Regions from separate parts of the Mus musculus genome. Here region 1 is linked to region 2. Evidence: chromatin loops called from intact Hi-C (ENCODE). Cell type or tissue: heart. All regions are shown on one strand. Each heading gives the region's core, and the rest is flanking DNA. Links, peaks and the distances in the headings are about the cores only.

Evidence for each region. Hi-C counts contacts between places; a loop is a spot of excess contacts. Peaks named below come from ENCODE experiments on the same cell type or tissue, not always from the same donor. Only the 100,000 strongest peaks of a DNase experiment are listed, where the experiment ranks them.
Region 1: a loop joins it to region 2, with 5 times the contacts of the local background. A loop is called at or near these places in 1 of 42 quality-filtered maps.

Annotation. Positions count from the first base shown.
Region 1 is chr15:80,253,491-80,258,856 of GRCm38, forward strand. Atf4 (activating transcription factor 4) reads left to right here and starts at 1,694. Exons shown (of 3, transcript NM_009716.3): 1 at 1,694-2,195; 2 at 2,717-3,031; 3 at 3,144-4,055. The coding sequence starts at 2,809. The coding sequence ends at 3,970. In heart, for the core only: a CTCF peak has its summit at 2,576; DNase peaks (open chromatin) are centred at 1,641, 2,501, 2,951, 3,651 and 3 weaker places; H3K4me3 peaks cover 4,431 bases; H3K27ac peaks cover 4,540 bases.
Region 2 is chr15:80,129,784-80,135,149 of GRCm38, forward strand. Tab1 (TGF-beta activated kinase 1/MAP3K7 binding protein 1) reads left to right here and starts at 3,363. Exons shown (of 11, transcript NM_025609.3): 1 at 3,363-3,405. The coding sequence starts at 3,373. It overlaps Gm31253 (a long non-coding RNA gene), which reads right to left. Exons shown (of 3, transcript XR_384256.4): 1 at 4,845-5,366; 2 at 946-1,197. In heart, for the core only: CTCF peaks have their summits at 3,309 and 3,534; DNase peaks (open chromatin) are centred at 3,398, 3,458, 4,288 and 4,878; H3K4me3 peaks cover 2,393 bases; H3K27ac peaks cover 2,448 bases.

The DNA of each region.
Region 1 (5,366 bases), core at 220-5,219, 120 kb after region 2:
GTATGGCCAACCTGTATGGTCAGGAGCCTTGTTAGAGCTGAGAAAAAATTTCCATGACTGGTTAAGCAAGCTTTGGCCAGCCAAACAGCCCCTCACTGGCTGTTTGGAGACTCTTATGGGAAAGCATTAGGGTTGATAGAAAACAGCTGTTGGGATAATTGGTTGTTAGCACCCTAACAGAAGAGTGGGGGGACTCCAGGCTGCCTGCAGGGTAGATACATGTGATAGAAAACAGCTGCTAGGATAATTGGCTGTTAGAAAGGAGGCCAGAAAAAGAAGTGCAAGCTTACACCACGTGGAAGGTTTCTGGGGAGGCACGTTTTTGTATAGCAAAAGGCAGTCATGTATCACAGGTTCAGGAGTTTAGCAAAGCAAGGGGTGGGCATACATCATAGAGTTAGGAACTCAGCATAGGTTAAAAACCATGGTTTGCAGGGTACATTATGCTTAGGGGACAGAAACTTGTAAGGGATGTCCACTTAATGTAGCAGTGTGGCTGCTGTTTTGGTTTCCAGAGCAAAGAGAGGACATAGTTACCCTTTTGTTGCTTTTGCATGGAAAGACTAGGTAACTTCTGTATGTGTGCACATGCACTTGTGACTTCTTTGGGTATAAAAACATCTCATTATGTAGGCCTCGTGTTTTATGGTTGGTTCCGTCTCAGTAAACAATAATAAAGGCTCCTCTGAGGAAGGAGGATGGAGTTAGGGATATAGGGACTGGAGAGTTAGGTTCGAATTAATAAATAGCAATCAATCATATAATCAAGGACGACCTTGAACTATGGTACCCGAGCGCTAGGGTTGGGTTGTACAAGGCTTGCAAATAATCACTGAGCAGTAAGTGGCAGGCACTGTGCCAGTTGAGTGGTATTTGTGTGAGTCACTTAAACAGAAGTGGAAACTCTTTTTAAGATTTCCAGGCTGGAGTTGGAAAGAGCCTCTCAGCACTCTCAAAACAGCATCCTTTATGGTGAGGCCTTGACCAGTACCTGGGGCTCCCGATCACTTAGGCGGCAGGCTCACTCATCAGGATGACTTCTTGGGAAGGTGATACCTGGAAGTTAAGGCTTGAGAGCCAACTGAATAAACCTGATCTTAAGGGAACTGACCCTATACAAACCGGCAGTGAGGGCCTCTATGATGGGAGGATGGGCATAGGAGGTTAGACCTGAGGTTAGGCATGTTTCCCCGGTTCAGGGGAAATCGCTGAACTGGAGGAACCGGAATATCTCCCAAGAAGACCCCAACACGAACGCCCTGCCTCCAAGTGCCGTCCCTGTCCCAGGACTGACAGGAAGCTGAAGGTTTGGACCAGCTAACTCAGAAGGGTCTCTCCACATGCCTGAAGCCTGCCCACTCGGTTCTGGAAACAACAAATACATGAAAAGATGGCTTCCAGCCCAAAGGTCACGCCTGGAAGCTGTTTGCTCGGTGCGGAGCGATGCCGGAGAGAGCAAATACACATGGATCACATCTGACAAGAGATGGCAGGTGTGACAGTCTGGCGCCCGGAACCTCTGGTGGCTCCTCCCTTTCCACGCAGACCCCTGATCCTAGAGCGCCCAGGTGCAGAGCCAATAGGAACTTGAGGTTTAGGTGACTCGCCACGCCTGGGCCAATCAGCTCGACGCGCGCTCCGACGGCGTCTCGCGTGATAACCTGGCAGCTTCGGCTTTGACCGTCAGAGCTTTGGCTAGGTGTCCCACCCCGCCTTGTAAGACACCGGAAATTCGTCAACGAGCGATCCCTCCGCGCTCCGGAACCAGACCGCGGCTGGTCGTCAACCTATAAAGTAGTGCACTTTTCTCTCATGGGGCCTTTAGGACGATCTCTAACGCCACAGTTACCCCCCGAGCACAGCGGAGAAGGGTTGGGGCGGGCGAGGGCGTCAGTGAGAGGCGGTTTGGTGGCGCTGCGGTAGGATCACGTGACCACAGTGGGAGGATACGCGGTGTGCTGCGTCCCTGGCCGAGGCTATAAAGGGCGGGTTTAGGGCGTGCCGCCGCCATTTCTGCTTGCTGTCTGCCGGTTTAAGTTGTGTGCTCGGGTGTCCCTTTCCTCTTCCCCTCCCGCAGGGCTTGCGGCCACCATGGCGTATTAGAGGCAGCAGTGCCTGCGGCAGCGTTGGCCTTTGCAGCGGCGGCAGCAGCACCAGGCTCTGCAGCGGCAACCCCCACCGGCCTAAGCCATGGCGTGAGTATGGGGCCGGCCGCGGAGGGCGGGGGCCTCGCTGTGGTTGGGTGCGGCCCGGGCGCGGTGGCCGGCACACGCGGTTTTACAAGCGGCCGGACGCGTCGGCCTTGTTTGCGTTGCCTGCGACGCCGGCGCTCCCGGGCAGAGCTGGGCGGAGGAGTGTCTAAAGCGCTACTGCTGCCCCTTCGTCCTGTCTTAGCTTAATCATCTCGGGCTCACCGGGGTCCCCGTGTCATCCTGCGAACGTGGCGATGCCCAAGATGGCGGTGGGGCGGGGGTGTGAGTCACGGGGGCGGGGCGCGGCGGCCTTGGCCGTATTAGGACGCGAGGACAAGCTGCTTCCTCTGGGTGGCCGGTGAAGCAAAGCTAAGCCTCCATCTTGTGCAACCCGAGCTGGCGGCCGGGGAGGCTTACACAATGGCCTTGGGCCCGCGTGCTCTCCCTGTAGACGCTTCTGGGATTTGGCCATCCGGCATCTTAGATAGAAAGATGACTGGACTTGCTTTTGGGTCCCCATCCAGGCTCTTCACGAAATCCAGCAGCAGTGTTGCTGTAACGGACAAAGATACCTTCGAGTTAAGCACATTCCTCGAATCCAGCAAAGCCCCACAACATGACCGAGATGAGCTTCCTGAACAGCGAAGTGTTGGCGGGGGACTTGATGTCCCCCTTCGACCAGTCGGGTTTGGGGGCTGAAGAAAGCCTAGGTCTCTTAGATGACTATCTGGAGGTGGCCAAGCACTTGAAACCTCATGGGTTCTCCAGCGACAAGGCGGGCTCCTCGGAATGGCCGGCTATGGATGATGGCTTGGCCAGTGCCTCAGACACCGGCAAGGGTGAGTAGGACGGCTGTCCTGGTGTGCCCTTTTCATATGGATCTGGTGTTCTAATGGCTTTCTGCCTCCCGAATATGACATGAACCGTTCACACCTGAATTTCTTTTCCCAGAGGATGCCTTTTCCGGGACAGATTGGATGTTGGAGAAAATGGATCTGAAAGAGTTTGACTTCGATGCTCTGTTTCGAATGGATGACCTGGAAACCATGCCAGATGAGCTCTTGACCACGTTGGATGACACATGTGATCTTTTTGCCCCTCTAGTCCAAGAGACTAATAAGGAGCCCCCTCAGACAGTGAACCCAATTGGCCATCTCCCAGAAAGTTTAATAAAAGTCGACCAGGTTGCCCCCTTTACATTCTTGCAGCCTTTCCCCTGTTCCCCAGGGGTTCTGTCTTCCACTCCAGAGCATTCCTTTAGTTTAGAGCTAGGCAGTGAAGTTGATATCTCTGAAGGAGACAGGAAGCCTGACTCTGCTGCTTACATTACTCTAATCCCTCCATGTGTAAAGGAGGAAGACACTCCCTCTGACAATGACAGTGGCATCTGTATGAGCCCAGAGTCCTACCTGGGCTCTCCCCAGCATAGCCCCTCCACCTCCAGGGCCCCACCAGACAATCTGCCTTCTCCAGGTGGTTCCCGTGGGTCTCCTCGGCCCAAACCTTATGACCCACCTGGAGTTAGTTTGACAGCTAAAGTGAAGACTGAGAAATTGGATAAGAAGCTGAAAAAGATGGAGCAAAACAAGACAGCAGCCACTAGGTACCGCCAGAAGAAGCGGGCTGAGCAGGAGGCCCTCACTGGCGAGTGTAAGGAGCTAGAAAAAAAGAATGAGGCTCTGAAAGAGAAGGCAGATTCTCTGGCCAAGGAGATCCAGTATCTGAAAGACCTGATAGAAGAGGTCCGTAAGGCAAGGGGGAAGAAGAGAGTTCCGTAATAGGGTAGTCAGGTGCTTTGTGCTTGTACATAGTCTTGTGTTGCTGTGTTTGCTGTAATAAATTATTTTGTAGTGAAAGTACCTATGTGGGTTTTCAGTGTCATTCTTTGTAATAGACTTAACTGCAGACGTTCCTGGGTTAGATACAATAACTACCTGGGTATATCCCAGGGCTGAGCTGAGCTGTTTGAGACGGTGAAGATGAGGGAGCTCTGGGTTAATGAAAGGAACAGCCTGAATTCCACCTGTTCATACTGGCTTTGTGCCAGATAGCTGCCATGTAAGTACCTAGATGAGGTACCCGCCTTGAGCACACAGAGGATTAGGTTTTTCTCAGGCTTAAGGGATAGAGCTCATATTCCCTCTGACACAGATGGCTGGACTGTTTCCACCTGGTGGAAGGGCTGGGGTGATAGTAAACAGTGGCAGGTACTGTCTACAGAGGTGAAAATGAGCAATGTAGGCAGGAAGCTGGGAAGGGAACCTAGGCTTCCAGCTCCAGGGTCCTGGGCTACCTGCATCTTTACCTCTTAAATCTGGAAACTGTTAAAGCCTGCAGGGTTAAGAGGGATCTTTCAGCCTTCCCAATGCCAGTAGACTCACCTGAATGTTAGCTGTTGGGATGAATGTAGTCCATTGGGTTTGCTAATCTAGGATTCCTAAAACTATGGAATCCACCCGTAGTCTGGCCAAGAGTGGAGGAAGCTGTAGAAACCTTGACAATGTCAGGTATGACAAAAGGCTGGAAGTACTGCTTGCTCCCGTTTAGCCAGCCCAGACTGAAGCTGTTAGTTCTGGGCGCCTATTAGCTGGCAGAGAACGGCCTTCAGTTTCCCTACCACTGGTGATTGCTCACCTTGTACTGGGAACTATCGGATGCAAACTGAACACAAGATGAGCAGCTTAGTTTTTGTGAAACTTCCCTGCTAAGGGAGACAGGTACAACAAAGATGGGATGTAAAATGGCTGGCAGGCTGGGTGGAGGACCTGCTCTAGGAGGAGTGTGTTGGGGGCAGGGAACAAGGTGGGGCCTGGGTGTGGGTAGGATGATACAGCAGCCTCCCACTTCTGCAGCAGGCCTTTGGGCTCACCCTTGTTACGCACAGAAGCTAGGCTGTAAGTAGTTAAGTCTCTGCAATGAGACCCAAGTGCACCTACCCAGGCAGTCTATGGGATGGGCTGGAGATCTTGGCCACGGTGGGTGGCAGGTACATGTTCAAACCAGTACCCAGTGACATGTTCAGAAATAGACCAGCTCAGGTTTGGGGAATTGCAGAGCAGACCGCTGGACCTCTCGCCTAGTCCTTTAAGAACAGGGAACCTAACCAGCTCCAGATGCACCTTGAACTAAGCCCTCCCTACCCCTCAAGCAAGAACACTCGAGGCCAGGCTGGAG
Region 2 (5,366 bases), core at 288-5,287:
TCCTTGCTTTAGCAGAACATCCTTTCTCCTGTGTCTGCTTCAGCTAAACGTTCCTTCACACGTTTGCCCCAGCAAAACACCATTCAAAGGACTTCCCAAAGAACCCTTAAGTTTCCACTTCCTGAGGCTGGTTAGAGTACTGGAAGCAAGTTTGCTAGCCCTCCAGTAATAAAATAGATGTTTCTATGAAGATGGTCAGCACTAGCTGGGCCGTGGTGGTGCATGCCTTTAATCTCAGGGAGAGGTGGGTGGATCTCTGTGAGTTTGAGGCTAGCCTGGTCTACAGAGAGAATTCCAAGATAGTCAAGGGTGCACAGAGAAACCCTGTCTCAAAAAGCCAAAATAAATAAACATATAAAATGGCCAATCCTGAGACCACACAGCCACCTGGCAGAATCCTGCAATGGAGAGATTATAGAAAGGGAAGATAATCTATCCAGTGTCACTTGCCTCTTGCTGGGCAGCAAGGCTACCATACCTGCTTGGGGTCCTAGACAAAATGAAGAAATCCAAGGTGAGCCGGGCGTGGTGGCCCACGCCTTTAATCCCAGCACTCGGGAGGCAGATTTCTGAGTTCGAGGCCAGCCTGGTCTACAAAGTGAGTTCCAGGACAGCCAGGGCTACACAGAGAAACCCTGTCTCGAAAACAAAACAAAACAAAACAAAACAAAACAAAACAAACAAACAAAAAAGGAAATCCAAGGGGAAGATGAGGATTGGAGTGGAGATGGCAAGTTTTTATTTTTATTTTTTTCTCACTGTTCTTTAGGGTCCCAATATCATCTGCTCAAGGCAACAGGTGCCCGCAGCGTTGGCTGCAGTAGCAGCAAATATCAGGTCAGGGATTGACTGGAATCTGAGGGTGGCCAACGGGTTCAGGAGCACAGAGGCCCTAGGTGTAGACTTCTGACCTGAGGGGCTGCCAAGCCTTCCTGCCAAACCCACCTCAGCTCTCAGGGGCCAGACTTGCTGCAAGTCTTCCTGCTTTGTATGCGATTGGGGTTAGGGAGGTCATGGTGCAGTCATTGGATGTTCCAGAAAATGTATGGAAGCGAAGGCTGCCTTGCCCGTCTGGACACTCGTGATAAGGCCCTGAGCCAGCGCAGGCAGTTTAGATGATTATCAGGACCAACAGTTGCAGCAGAAGTGCTTCTTGAACTGATCAAAAACAACCCCAGGGTGACACATCTGTTTGTCCTGGGGGAAAAGAGGACCCATTTTAGAGATGTGAAGAGAAAGTTGAGGGGAGCTAGTGAGCCCCAAGCTTAGTCCCACTCCCTACTTAGTCACATGGGGTCCATGAGACTGGCATACCTCAGTTTCCTCATTTGCCAACATACTGATTCCCTTCTGCTGGGACCTTAAACCAATTTGATGTCGCAAGCATTTGCTAAACTGTAAGAAAACCCAGGATCAAAACAAACTAGCGAACAGAAAAGCTGAGTGTAGTAGTGCACACTTTTAATCCCAGCACTGGATAGGCAGAGGCAGGTGGATCTCTCAATTAGAAGCCAGCCTGGTCTACAGAGTGAGTTCCAAGACAGCCAGGGCTCCACAGAGAAACACTGTCTCAAAAAACAAAATAAAATCGAAACAAAAAGAAAGAAAACAAAAACCGTCCAATCCTGTGATCCCTTTCAGTCTTCTATTCCTCTGTAGAACCTCTACTCTTCAGGTGTCTGTGTCTCCTCCCAACCTGTCTTCTGCTCACACACCCCATGAGGGATATGTCTTCCACCTGAAGAGCCTCAGCTCAGAGCCTCTAAATAGAATCCAGTTATGTGCCAATCAAATCTTTCCAAAAGGCCTCCCGCTGTTGCTCGTGTCCTTGCACCGTCTCCCTTGGACCCTGTCCACTCCCCCCATCCCGCCCCTTCAGCTGCTCCATCTGTGATGTCTTTGCATGCTCAGCTTGTGTTCTGAGCTCTAGCCCCCCTACTGACTTGACAACGTCTCATCTCAGAACCACACCAAACTCAGCATGCTAACGTGGAACTCACACCTTTCTCTTGCTCCATAAACCTACCTGAGCCTGCAAAAAAAAATCTGCAGGGATCTTTGACACACTTCTTCCCATCAGCACTGTCTTTTTATTGTTGTTGTTTTCTCGAGACAGGGTTTCTCTGTGTTGCCCTGGCTGTCCTGGAATTCACTCTGTAGACCAGGCTAGCCCCGAACTCAGAAATTCGCCTGCCTCTGACTCCTAAGTGCTGGGATTAAAGGCATGTGCCACCACACTGGCCCATCAGCACTGTCTTAGGCCATTTCCTGTTGCTTTAATAAAATGCTTGATACTGGGGGGCTGGAGAGATGGCTCATCGGCTAAGAGCACTGACTGCTCTTCCAGAAGTCCCGAGTTCAAATCCCAACAGCCACATGGTGCCTCACAACCGTTTCTAATGGGACCTATGGGATCTGGTGTGTGAAGACAGTTATAGTGTACTCATACATAAATACACAAATCTTTTAAAAAAATTGATACTGGATTATTTATTCATTTAATGAAACAGGGTGTCATATAGTAGTCCATGCTGGTATCAAACTTCTGGTCCTCCTGTCTCTTCTTGTTGTTGTTTTTGTTTTTTTTTTTCAAGACAGGGTTTCTCTGTATAGCCCTGGCTGTCCTGGAACTCACTCTGTAGACCAGAAATCCGCCTGCCTCTGCCTCCCAAGTGCTGGGATTAAAGGCGTGTGTCACCACGCTCGGCTCCTCCTGTCTCTTCTTAAGGGATGGGATTACAGGACTCAAATTTATAATCCCCCTGCCTCAGTCTCCTAAACTCTGGGATTACAGTTGTGACTCTCCAAATCGAGCTTCCGCACCGTGCTTCTAGAACAAACAGACTCTTCCTTTGGGCACTGGCCAGTCACGCCAAGTGGCCTGCAATTACATTGCCAGCTAACACTACACTCCCATGTTACCGTCCATAAATTTAACTTCTGAGAATTTACAACTACTCGGAATTGCAGTCTTCTCCAAATCTAACTTCAGCTAGTTTGGCATTGGGGTGGCCTCCATTATAAGATCAGGCAGTCAGTCACCCACTACTCTTGTAAACTGAATCATTCGTTCTCTCTTGCTCCCTCCTCGCTAAGCCGCTTTAAATAGGATCTCAGGATCTCCATCGGGGTGAAAAAAAAATCCGGGAGAAAGCACACCCATAAAGACCCCAGGAAACAAGAAAGTCGAAGAAAGTAGGCTGATGGGGTTGGGGGTGGGGTGGGGGCAAGAGCCGCGCTTGCTCAAGGCGCCTCTGCTGCGCCTCCTCCGCTCCGCCGGGGGCGCTGTGGATAAGCTCCGCGGCAGCCCGAGCCGCTCTAGCCCCTCATCCCGCCACTCCGAGAGCCTGGCGCGCCGCGGGGTCCTCCAAGATGGCGGCGCAGAGGAGGAGCCTGCTCCAGAGTGTGAGGAAACCGACCCGCTCTCCGGGCTGGGAGGGTTGGGAGCTCGGGTGTGTCCTCGGGTGCAGGAACTGTTGTCTTTAGATGGCAGAGCATGGCCCTCTCGCCCCAGAGGCCTTTGGGGGCTTGCAGCGCGCGAGACCCACAGCCGGCTGGCGCCGCGCCTGTTCTGCGCGTGCGCGTCGCAGGCTGGGGCCTCTAGGGGGTCAAGGGCGCCGGGGTCCTGCGGAGTGGGAGCGTCCTCGAGCCGGAAGGGGACGTGGCGCCGCCGAGCGGGCCATCCGGAGCGTGGACACGACTAATAATAAATAGCCCCCCGCTTGTGTAAGGCGTGCTGTATCTCTGGCATTGTGTGGACCGCCTCGCGTTTATAAGCTTCGCCAGCAGCACCGGAGAATAGTTAGCGACTAAAAGTTTTTACAGACGAGGAAACCGAGGTCAGGCAGCTGGTGAGCGGCAGAGGCAGAGGCAGGATTAAAATAGTCTGGTTCCAGAAACACCCCTAAGGTTTAGGCTCCTCAAGTGAGGGCGTAGGGTTTTACTTCTGCCTCCCAGTTCACCGGGTCCCGTTGAAGGTTGGCTCCAGGCACCCCGACCTGGTCATCTGGACCTCCACGGTTTGATGTAGTCTACCCGTCCCTGCATCTTTCTCACATATGTGCAGTTACACATGTATGTATGTTAGCTCAGAGTACTGTTTGGATCTGCCAGGACAGGGCGGGGATCCCTTGGCCTTCCTTACCGTGGCACTCTGTAGGAGTTGCCTCTGGATGTCTGCTTCCTTGAAGACCAGCGCCTCTTAGCATGTTGACTTCACCACCCTACCACCCTTGCATGCTAGGTGCTTGGTCAGTGTCTGTCACAGAATGAGGAAATTGGTCAGGAACTAGGTCTTGGCTTTTCAAGGGTGGGGGGAAGTAGCTTGCCTGGCCTAGAGGATCTGAAGCCAGAGGGAGACGTGGGGGAAGAGAGAGATGGCTTTCCCTTCACTATTGTGTGCCTGCTCGGGCCTTTTGTAAAACCCTGGGAGTAAAGAGGTCTGGCTCTCTGTTTTGTAAGGTCCCAGAGGGCAAGGCCCTTGTATAAATGTCCCCATTGTAGAAAGCGTCTGGGGAACACTGATATGATTGTGACCTTGAGAGAAAGAGGGGCTGGGAAAAAAATAGTGACTGATGCCGACTGAGTTGGCTTGCTAACAAGAGAAAGGTCGACTGGGTCAAGTATCTTCTGTCTCTTCCTTGTGATGGGACCCAAAGAACACCAGTTAGGGCAGAGTGTAGGCTTTTCCCAGCACACAGAGAATGTGTTCTCTGTGTATGCTGGCGGACTTTAAAAAGGGGGAGGGAGGGCCGGCTTTAACCCGTAGTGTCTTGATGCTAGGGAAGGAACAGGAAAAGATAACTGTGTAAGGCCCCTTCCATCCTCAGGATGAAAGGACATACCTACTGAGAGGAATCCCGGTGTCCCAGCCGGGCAGGGTGCAGGGCTTGCTGACCTGTCCTTCGTCCTGTGTCTGGTGAGAGCAGCTCCAATATCTGTGTTCTGCAAATGACCTTGAAAGCTGCTAGTCTGGGCCTCTTGGGAAGATGAAAGGGCAGCAGGGGAAGAGGAGCGTGAGCCCCAGCACCGTGGCTAAGGCATAGTCAGCGTGGACTTCCATAGGGAACCCTGGACAGGCCGCAGAGAACTGCAGGGGATTCAGGGGTGTTAAGTCTCAAACCCAGAAAAATAGCTGAGGTCTCAACACATCAAAGTGAGCCTGGTTGTCAGGCTCTCCCAGCATCCCTCGGGCTGCTCTTCCTATAGAACTGAACAATTTTGGTGACCCACCTCTTTTGTACCTTTGTCTTTTTGGCTGCTGTACCCCATTCCCTTGCTTTCCCCTTCCCTTCCCTCCCTCTCCCCCATGGCTTAGGGTTCGACTCTGGACTCTCTTAGATGTCTCTGCCTCTGCTCTCCCATTT